2 separate regions of the Homo sapiens genome follow, and region 1 is linked to region 2. A link is an interaction called in ENCODE POLR2A ChIA-PET data of the cell type or tissue named here. Cell type or tissue: PC-9. All regions are shown on one strand.

What was found. Peaks named below come from ENCODE experiments on the same cell type or tissue, not always from the same donor. Only the 100,000 strongest peaks of a DNase experiment are listed, where the experiment ranks them.
Region 1: POLR2A ChIA-PET joins it to region 2 with 9 read pairs; 2 of 35 experiments call an interaction of 5 or more read pairs at or near these places.

The regions. Positions count from the first base shown.
Region 1 is chr16:87,025,326-87,029,325 of GRCh38, forward strand. No RefSeq gene overlaps it. Among named protein-coding and RNA genes, the nearest start is that of LINC02181, 30 kb to the right of the region's middle. RefSeq lists enhancers at 3,191-3,691, 3,692-4,000. In PC-9, no CTCF peak of the experiment used is centred here; no DNase peak of the experiment used is centred here; H3K27me3 peaks cover 4,000 bases.
Region 2 is chr16:87,143,841-87,147,840 of GRCh38, forward strand. No RefSeq gene overlaps it. Among named protein-coding and RNA genes, the nearest start is that of LINC02181, 88 kb to the left of the region's middle. In PC-9, no CTCF peak of the experiment used is centred here; a DNase peak (open chromatin) is centred at 1,771; H3K27ac peaks cover 441 bases.

The DNA of each region.
Region 1 (4,000 bases), 120 kb before region 2:
ATTGAGGCAAATTAACTCGTCTCATGCCTTGTAAACAGAACTTTTCAATAACCAAAAAGGAAATAAAAACTCTAAATTCATCTCAATCTCATTTTCATGACGGTCACCCATCAAGTGTGGACTACAAATTTGTATTTAAGGCATTTTATTGCCAGGGCAATTCCATTGTCTTTCACATCTATTTTTGTTTTTGATCATTGAGGCAACTAATATTGATTTTCAGGAAACAAATCTACAACAGTTATACCAGCTTTTGTGCTAACTGCAAAGTGAGTGTATCCCAGTTCAGCGTTTCCAAGCAGTGAGGGACACACTTGTGTGACTCAGCCTGAGCTCCTGACATCTGCGGGTTCACAAGAGAATTAATTCTGCAGGAAAAGGCCCCTGCCCTTATTAGATTTTACTTGGCTTTTTAGTAAATCTCATTCACTAACTTAATGAGAAACAAAAGTCATGTGATAAAAAAGTCACAAGCAATAAAATGTTAACTAAATTTATACAGCAGAGGGCTTGAAATTTTCCCTCCATATCAGCAAAACTGAACTCCACAGTGGAAACAGGAATTGCTATAAATGGCCTCAGACCTAAGCATGGGGACCTTTTTTATATTCAGGATGTAGCTTATTCCAGAGAGAGCACACACAATGTAGACATTTGAAGTGCTAGAAATGTGTCTAAATCTTTACTAGTTGGGAGCAGTAATAATAACCCAGATTTATTGCATACGATATATGTGCCAAGCTATCATAACAGCTTTAAACACATTAACTCCTTTAACCTTATAGGGAAGGTTATTATTATGCCCATTTTGCTAATGGCAAAACTGAGGCCCAAAGGGTAAGGGGACTTACCCGAGAGGGACTTATTCTCAGGGAATAATCGGCAGCGATGGGGTCCAACCTCTAAGCCAAGGCTAGAATCTCAGCACAAACATGACCCCCAACACTAAAAAATTAGGGGAGCCTGGCTGGGTGCACTGGCTTACAACTGTAATCCCAGCACTTTGGGAGGCTGAGGCAGGTGGATCACTTGAGGTCAGGAGTTTGAGACCAGCCTGGCCAACATGATAAAATCCTGTCTCTACAAAAGATACAAAATTAGCCGAGCATGGTGGCGCATACCTGTAGTCCCAGCTATTCGCGAGGCTGAGGTAGGAGAATCCCTTGAACCCCAGAGGCGGAGGTTACAGTGAGCTGAGATCGTGCCACCGTACCACCGTACTCCAGCCTGGCGACAGAGTGAGACCCCGATTCAAAAAAAAAAAAAGGGAGCCTGAATTACAGAATAATTCCAAAAGAGGATTGCCATGGAGGAGGAGACAGTGCCTCCCCAGACGGGCGCTGGGACCCCAGCGGCACCACCTGCATCTGAAAGACAAACGCATTTTCAGCCGCCTCCTTCTGATGAGTTTTATCACAGTATTTCTTCTGAATTTCAGTTACCATCCGAGACTGAGGCCTTCAGGCTCCTCAAAAGAGAGCATGGACATTAACATGGAGATGCCTTTGTTCAATATGGAATTCCATGACCTGGCAGGACATTTTCATGCGACAAGTTCACCTTATCCAGTGCAACCCCATCAGCTGCTGCGGTGGGTAGAGGAAAAAAGATGTTTACAATTAGCACGGCCATTGTCTAGATGGAAATTGGTCCTTGTGATAAACGGGCTTAAGTATCATTTGCAGTACACTTGCTAAGACCTGGTCTCACTCCACCATCCCAGGAGCTCTGAGAGGTGGCATCATTATGGTCTCCTGTCCTGGTGGGACAAGCCCGAGGTGGAAGGACATGCCCACACTCAGGCGAGGGCCCTGCGGGGAATCCACACTCAGTGTTACACACACACACACAGCTCTGTCCGCCAAGCTGTTCAGCAAAAGCCCTCCCAGGTCATCTCAGCCAACCAGAGAGAAAAGGGCTCCTGTGTGTCGTCTGCTGCCGTTCCCCAGCCATGGGGTGGACATCTGCTTCTTGCATCCCTCACCTCGATATCCTCTTCCCCAAGGGGCAGTGATGGCTCCTCCACGGCAGGAGGGCCCTGAAGTGGGGACCCCAGCTCCCAGCTGCAGGTCGGGCATGGGGTCCACGTTGGACCCATTGGATCACTTCTTCCCGGACGTCAGCACGGGCATGGCAATCTGTGGAGCCAGCATAGCGATGGCCCTGCCTGTGCAGTCACTGGACTCAGGTGCATAAGGCCTGATGCCGGCCAGGCTCCTACTCCCGGGAGGCAGAAGGGTTAGCTCTTCCTTTGAATCAGCTGGGTCCCAGTATCCTTCCACAGAATAATTGCTTGTTCTTGCTTCTTCGTGTGAAATGGAGAATTAATTGGGACTCCTAGCTGCAAGTACCAGAAACCCATCTCAAACCAGCTTAGCCAAAAAGGCCATTGTTGGCTCCCACAACCAGAAAATCTATGGGGTTGGGTCTGGCCTCAGGTGCACTTGGGTCCAGGGACCTAATGGAAGCCATGCAGAATCTGCCTCTTTCTCTCTCTCTCCACTCCAGCTGTCTTGATTTCGTTCTCAAGTCAAAATGAACCTTGGAAGCGCAGGTCTTCATGGACCATAAGAGTTGGGGGTCCCAGCGAAGGGGGTACAGCTTTCCCCATGGCCCTGGGGAGAGGCTGGGGGGGACGGGTTGGCCTGGATGGTCCCACATCTGCCTGGGGACCTGTTACCATGGATGCGGAAACTCTGGGTATCCAGACCTGGGACATACACTGTCCATGGCCCCAGAAGCAGGGCCAGCCTTCCCAGAGTCACACAGATCACTGTGGAACCAAGAGTTGACTCTCTCAAGGAAGGGAACCTAACAAATGAACCTCCTCTAAAAAGAAGGTTACTCCAGTTATAACTAAAGGGTCCTATCTGAGACTAGTCACACTGACTGCCGCAGTCTAAGTGGTGGAGATCCTGAGATAAGTCAGAGCTCAAGGAAGATGGAGTCGTCACAGAGCTTCCAGAAAAGACGGTCCTTGGAACTTGGATAGCTTGAACGGGAAAGGAGCCGTCTGGGTTCCTGGGGTCTGAAGAAGCCCCACCTCCTGGGTCTGGGGGTGCCTAGTTGGCCTGTGGTAGAAGACGCCACCCAGACCATCCAGAAGGAACACTGCGTCCAGGTTGTGGTCACCCTTTAAGTGGCAAGTAGAGAATCCCACAGAAAACCAAGAGCCGAAGTCCACTGCCTAAAGCAGAGCCTCCCTAGGGAAGGGTGGGTTTCCACATCCTTTGGCAGAGAGAAGACATCAGAGCAAAACCCAATGCCCCGGCTGGGATTGAAGGGCCTGCAGAACAGAATCACAAGGAGAGGGGCTGGATGCCGAATGACAGCTCCGCCCTCGCTGCTATTTGTCCTCCAGAATCCCAGCTGAGAACCCTGGTGCTACCACTCTCCCCAGCATCTCTGTCCACAGACATTTCATTTCTCTCCTATCAAACCATAGGCAGAGAAGGCCACCCCTTGAGAGGACTCAGCTGACAGCTGCAAAACCAGTCTGACTACGGGGCTGGGAGCTCATCTGTGGCCAGCAGGGAGGCTGGGCCCCATCCTGGCCTCTACACCCACATGGTGGCCCTTCCACGCCCCTCTCCTCCCCACTGACCACCACCTGTGGCTCCCCATGGAAAAGGCCCATCCATCGGCATCAGGCAGACTTGCTCAGCACCTCTGGGGGCTCCACCTCAGCCTCTTGGAGGAAGCACCAAGAGGTCGAGGCTCCAGGCCCCCCATCACCTCTCCGCTCTCATCCTCCACCACTCACCTGACTCCAGCCACATCGGCCACCCACTGCCCCCAAGCAGACGCCTCCCCCAAGTGCCCTGGGCCCTCCACTCTTGCCCACCAGCTTCTGCTGAGGCTCCCTCCAGGGCCACACCTGGGACATGTGTGAATCGGGAGCTAATGCCCCCAAAGGCAGCCTCCTTTGCCTTCCCCAAAGGCAAGTGGCCCAGCTTTCTCGCCCTCTGGAGCACAGCACTGAGGTGGTTCAGTATAGACC
Region 2 (4,000 bases):
AGGGTGTGAGCAGCATTGGGCCCCTCTCAGGCCTGGCCGGTGGGCGTCCCCCATCCTTTGGGCCTCACTGTGCCCTACCTGCCCGCACCTCCCAGAGCCCTGGCTCATCTGCTCCTGGGTCTGTGCCAGCTGTTCCTGGGAAGTGACCTGGGAGGCTGCAGACTCATGGGACCTGGCAGTGGCCAAGAACAACAAGGGCTTCATGGGGGCCGCTGGCAGACGATGAGGCACAGGCAAGGCGTGGGCCCCGTGGGGTGCCCTTGACCCTCTTACATGGGCCAAATTCACACCCAAGCCCTGCAGGCTCTGAGACGGTGTGGCTCGCCTTCTCGCTACATTCAGGAATCTGGCTCATTCTGCCTTTTTGGGCTCTGGACATCCTGGCCCCAAGCCACCACTGCATCCTGACCTGGAAACCTCCCCTAGAAGCATCTTCCTTAGGAACAGACATTCTCCAGCAATGGTTCCACAGAAACACGACCTCTGGGATATCTGCGGGCACTACACTACCAAGGGCCTACAGTGCAATGAGTCTGGGAAACGCCGAGTAAAACAAAATGACACGTGTCTTCCCGCAGGCCTTCTCAGAGCATTTACTGCGCCAGCGTGCGTTGTGAATTTCAACCACTGAGAGGGGCACGTGGGATGTAGCATGGCCTCTGCTGATCTGACCCCTGAACTTGGTTATTAATCAGCATCTCATGGACTGATGGTCTGTGTACTTCAGGAAATACAACTTCAGACAGTAATCCTCTCCGCTGGTGTCAGCATGTAACAATCAGAGGCTGTGGGGAGGTTTTCAGTGCCATTCTGTCCTTTCATTTGGAGTTTGCGGGGTTTTCTTAGTCAATCCCATCCACCCTGGCGCTGTATTTTGGCAACTGACCTTTTCAACCCAAATGCAGGACTTATATTGTCTGTACTGATCTGCTTGGATTCCTGTCCCAGTGACTCTGACAGTCATGGCTGGGGCCACATCTGTTCTTAAGAGTGAGTGTTTTCTGGCCTCCAAACGTTCAACCACTTGAGAAAATTTTACAGAGCCCCTCATGTATGCAAGACCCTGGGCAAGGAATTGTCAGGCCGATAGGGGATGCACAGAGGATGTCCCACCCACCGAAGCACAGCAGGTCCCTCTCACTCTGCTTACGCCTTGTGACTATCCCAGCCTATGGGACCTCAACAGTAACTTTGGAAATAACCAGAAGATGTTTCACTAAAGCAAGGAGTTCAATCCCACAAGTCTAAGATCAGGGCCAGCAAATAGAAAGGCAGAGGTGAGGAGCTGCTCACTTTATCAGTTTCAATCACAGGCAGGGGTGAGGAGCTACTGGCATTAGCTCCAGTCACTGGCAGGGGTGAGGAGCTGCTCACTTTATCAGTTTCAATCACAGGCAGGGGTGAGGAGCCACTGGCATTAGCTCCAATCACAGGCAGGGGTGAGAAGCTGCTCACATTCTCAGTTTCAATCACAGGCAGGGGTGAGGAGCTACTGGCATTAGCTCCAGTCACGGGCAGGGGTGAGGTGCTGCTCACATTATCAGTTTCAATCATGGGCAGAGGTGAGGCGCTGCTTGCATTCTCAGCTCTAGTCACCATCCCCGCCCAGTGTTGACGTACAGCGGTGACAATCTGACCCCAAAGCCATTTTGTCCGTCTGGGGTGGGACAGCGACTCCCAGGGCGGCCTCCTCGGGTCCCCTGGAGAACTTCACCCTACCCTCACACTTCCTCCCTGCGCCGATGACTCACTGCCATGTAACAAATGACACCACAGCCAATGGCTGCGGCAGCAGCGGTTTTAGGAGAGCTCCTGAATTCGTGAGTCATCAGCTTGGGCAGGCCCCAGAGGGTGACGCTTCCTTCTTCGGGCCCTCAAGGGATGGGCAGTAAAAGGTTAAGCTGACCCACAGAAGGTCTGACCTTTGCCCTTGGCTCCTGGGGTGTCACCTCTAGGCCCTTGGAGAGTCCTCCCTGGTGTATCTTTGTTTAGCTGGGGCTTTGGCCACCCTGGACAGTCTATGCTAATGATGAGATTCATGGTGGGGCCTTGGACCACGTGGCATCAGCTCGACCTGCAGAGGGGCTGGAGGTTAAGGTCAGTCACATGGTGTCAGCCGTGCCCACGTGACCAAGCCCCAACAAAGACTCTGGACACCGAGGCTGGGGGAGCGTCCCTGGTTGGTAATGCTCTGTGTGTGCCATCACACGCTGTTGTCATGAGGAGTTAATGCTGGCCACGACTCCATGGAGAGGGACAGCTGGAAGCCCTGTGCAAGAAACCCTCCTGGACCTGCACCATGTGTCCCTCTCCTTGACTGAGTTATTTTTATTTTATTTTTTGAGACAGGGTCTCAATCTATCTCCCAGGCTGGAATAGAGGGGTGCAATCACAACTTACTGCAGCCTTGACCTCCCAGGCTCAAGCAATCCTCCCACCTCAGCCTCCCAAGTAGCATGCCACCATGCCTGGCTAATTTTTTTACTTTTTTTTGTAAAGAGAGGCTCTCACTATGTTGCCCAGGCTGGTCTCAAGCAATCCTCCTGCCTCAGCCTCCCAAAGTGCTGGGATTGAGGGCATAGCCACCACGCCCAGCACTCTTGGCCAATTTAAATCTCATCCTGTAATAAACTGTAACTATGAGTAGGGCCATGTTTGGCTTTGATTTCTGTGAGCCCTTCTAGCAAATTATCAAACCTAAGGGTGGACTTGGGGACCCAAAAACTTTGTAGTTGGTATCAGAAGTGACTGTGGTCTGGGAGACTTCAGCTGGTGGGTGCATAGGCCTGGAGGGTCCAAGGTGGCTTTGTTCACATGTCTGGAGTCTGGACAGGTTAGCTGGAAGGCTGGGCTCATCTGGGATTTCAGCCACAACACCTACATGTGGCCCCTTTGGAAGACACTATCAGACTAACTGGACTTCTTACACAGAGGCTGACTTAACCCTGAATAGGTGTCCAAAGGGGAGCCTTCCCAGAGGCAGAAGTGGAAGGGCCTGTCTCTTGAGGCCTGGCTTAGAATCTGGACAGCGTCACTCTGCCACATTCTGTTGGCCCAGCAGTCACGGAGCCCATCCAGACCTGAGGGGAGAAGTGGGAAGAACTCGTAACCCTCCTTTCCCTGCCACACTCACTCCTCTTGCCCTGGGGTTTGCCGAGTCCTCTCATTTCCCACCTGGGCTTTCTCCCCGCTTTCACTGACATGGACTTGGGACAGCCCCCACCCCATCCATGGTGTTATGCCAGGCCCCAAGCCTCAGATCATGGAAAGAGACATGTTCACCTGGACCCTGTGAATGTGGCCTTATTTGGAAAAAGAGTCTTTGCAGATGTAATTCTGTTAAGGATTTTGAGATGAGGTCATGCTTTATTATCCAGGGAGGCCTGAAACTCGATTGCCAGTGTCCTTTTAGGAGACAGGAGAGCAGAGACAGGTAGTTGCAGATGAGGGGTGGCAGGAAGACAGAGCTAAGAGTAAAGTGATCCATCTCCAAGCCAAGGAAGTCCCAGGATGGCCAGCAACACCAGAGGCTATAGAGACAACAGATTCTCCTTCTGACCTCACAAGAGGGCACCAACCCTGACGACACCTGGATTGTAGGTTTCTGGCCTCCAAAACTTGGAGAGAAGAGTGCCTGTTTAAAGCCACCCTGCTTGCGGTCATTTGTTATCATTTCTTATGGCAGCGCTAGGGCACTCACAGGCCTTCTGCAGCACGCTTGGCTCTACCGTCTGAAGCCATCTACCAGGAGCCTGGGATCCCTTCCTGAGTCTTTGAATCAACTTCCATGCCTAATAAGGGCTCTGCCCAGGCCCTCTTGCCCTTGTCCGATGGTTTTACACTGTGGGGATACACTATGAAGAGCCAACATGTTGAAAACTCAACTCCCCATTGGGATTTGAGTCCTAAGTCCTTATCTCTTGCTAAGGAATGAACCCTAAGTCCATGAGAGGGTGGGAGGAGACAGAGATCTTGGAAGCCAGAGTTGCTTCATGAGCAG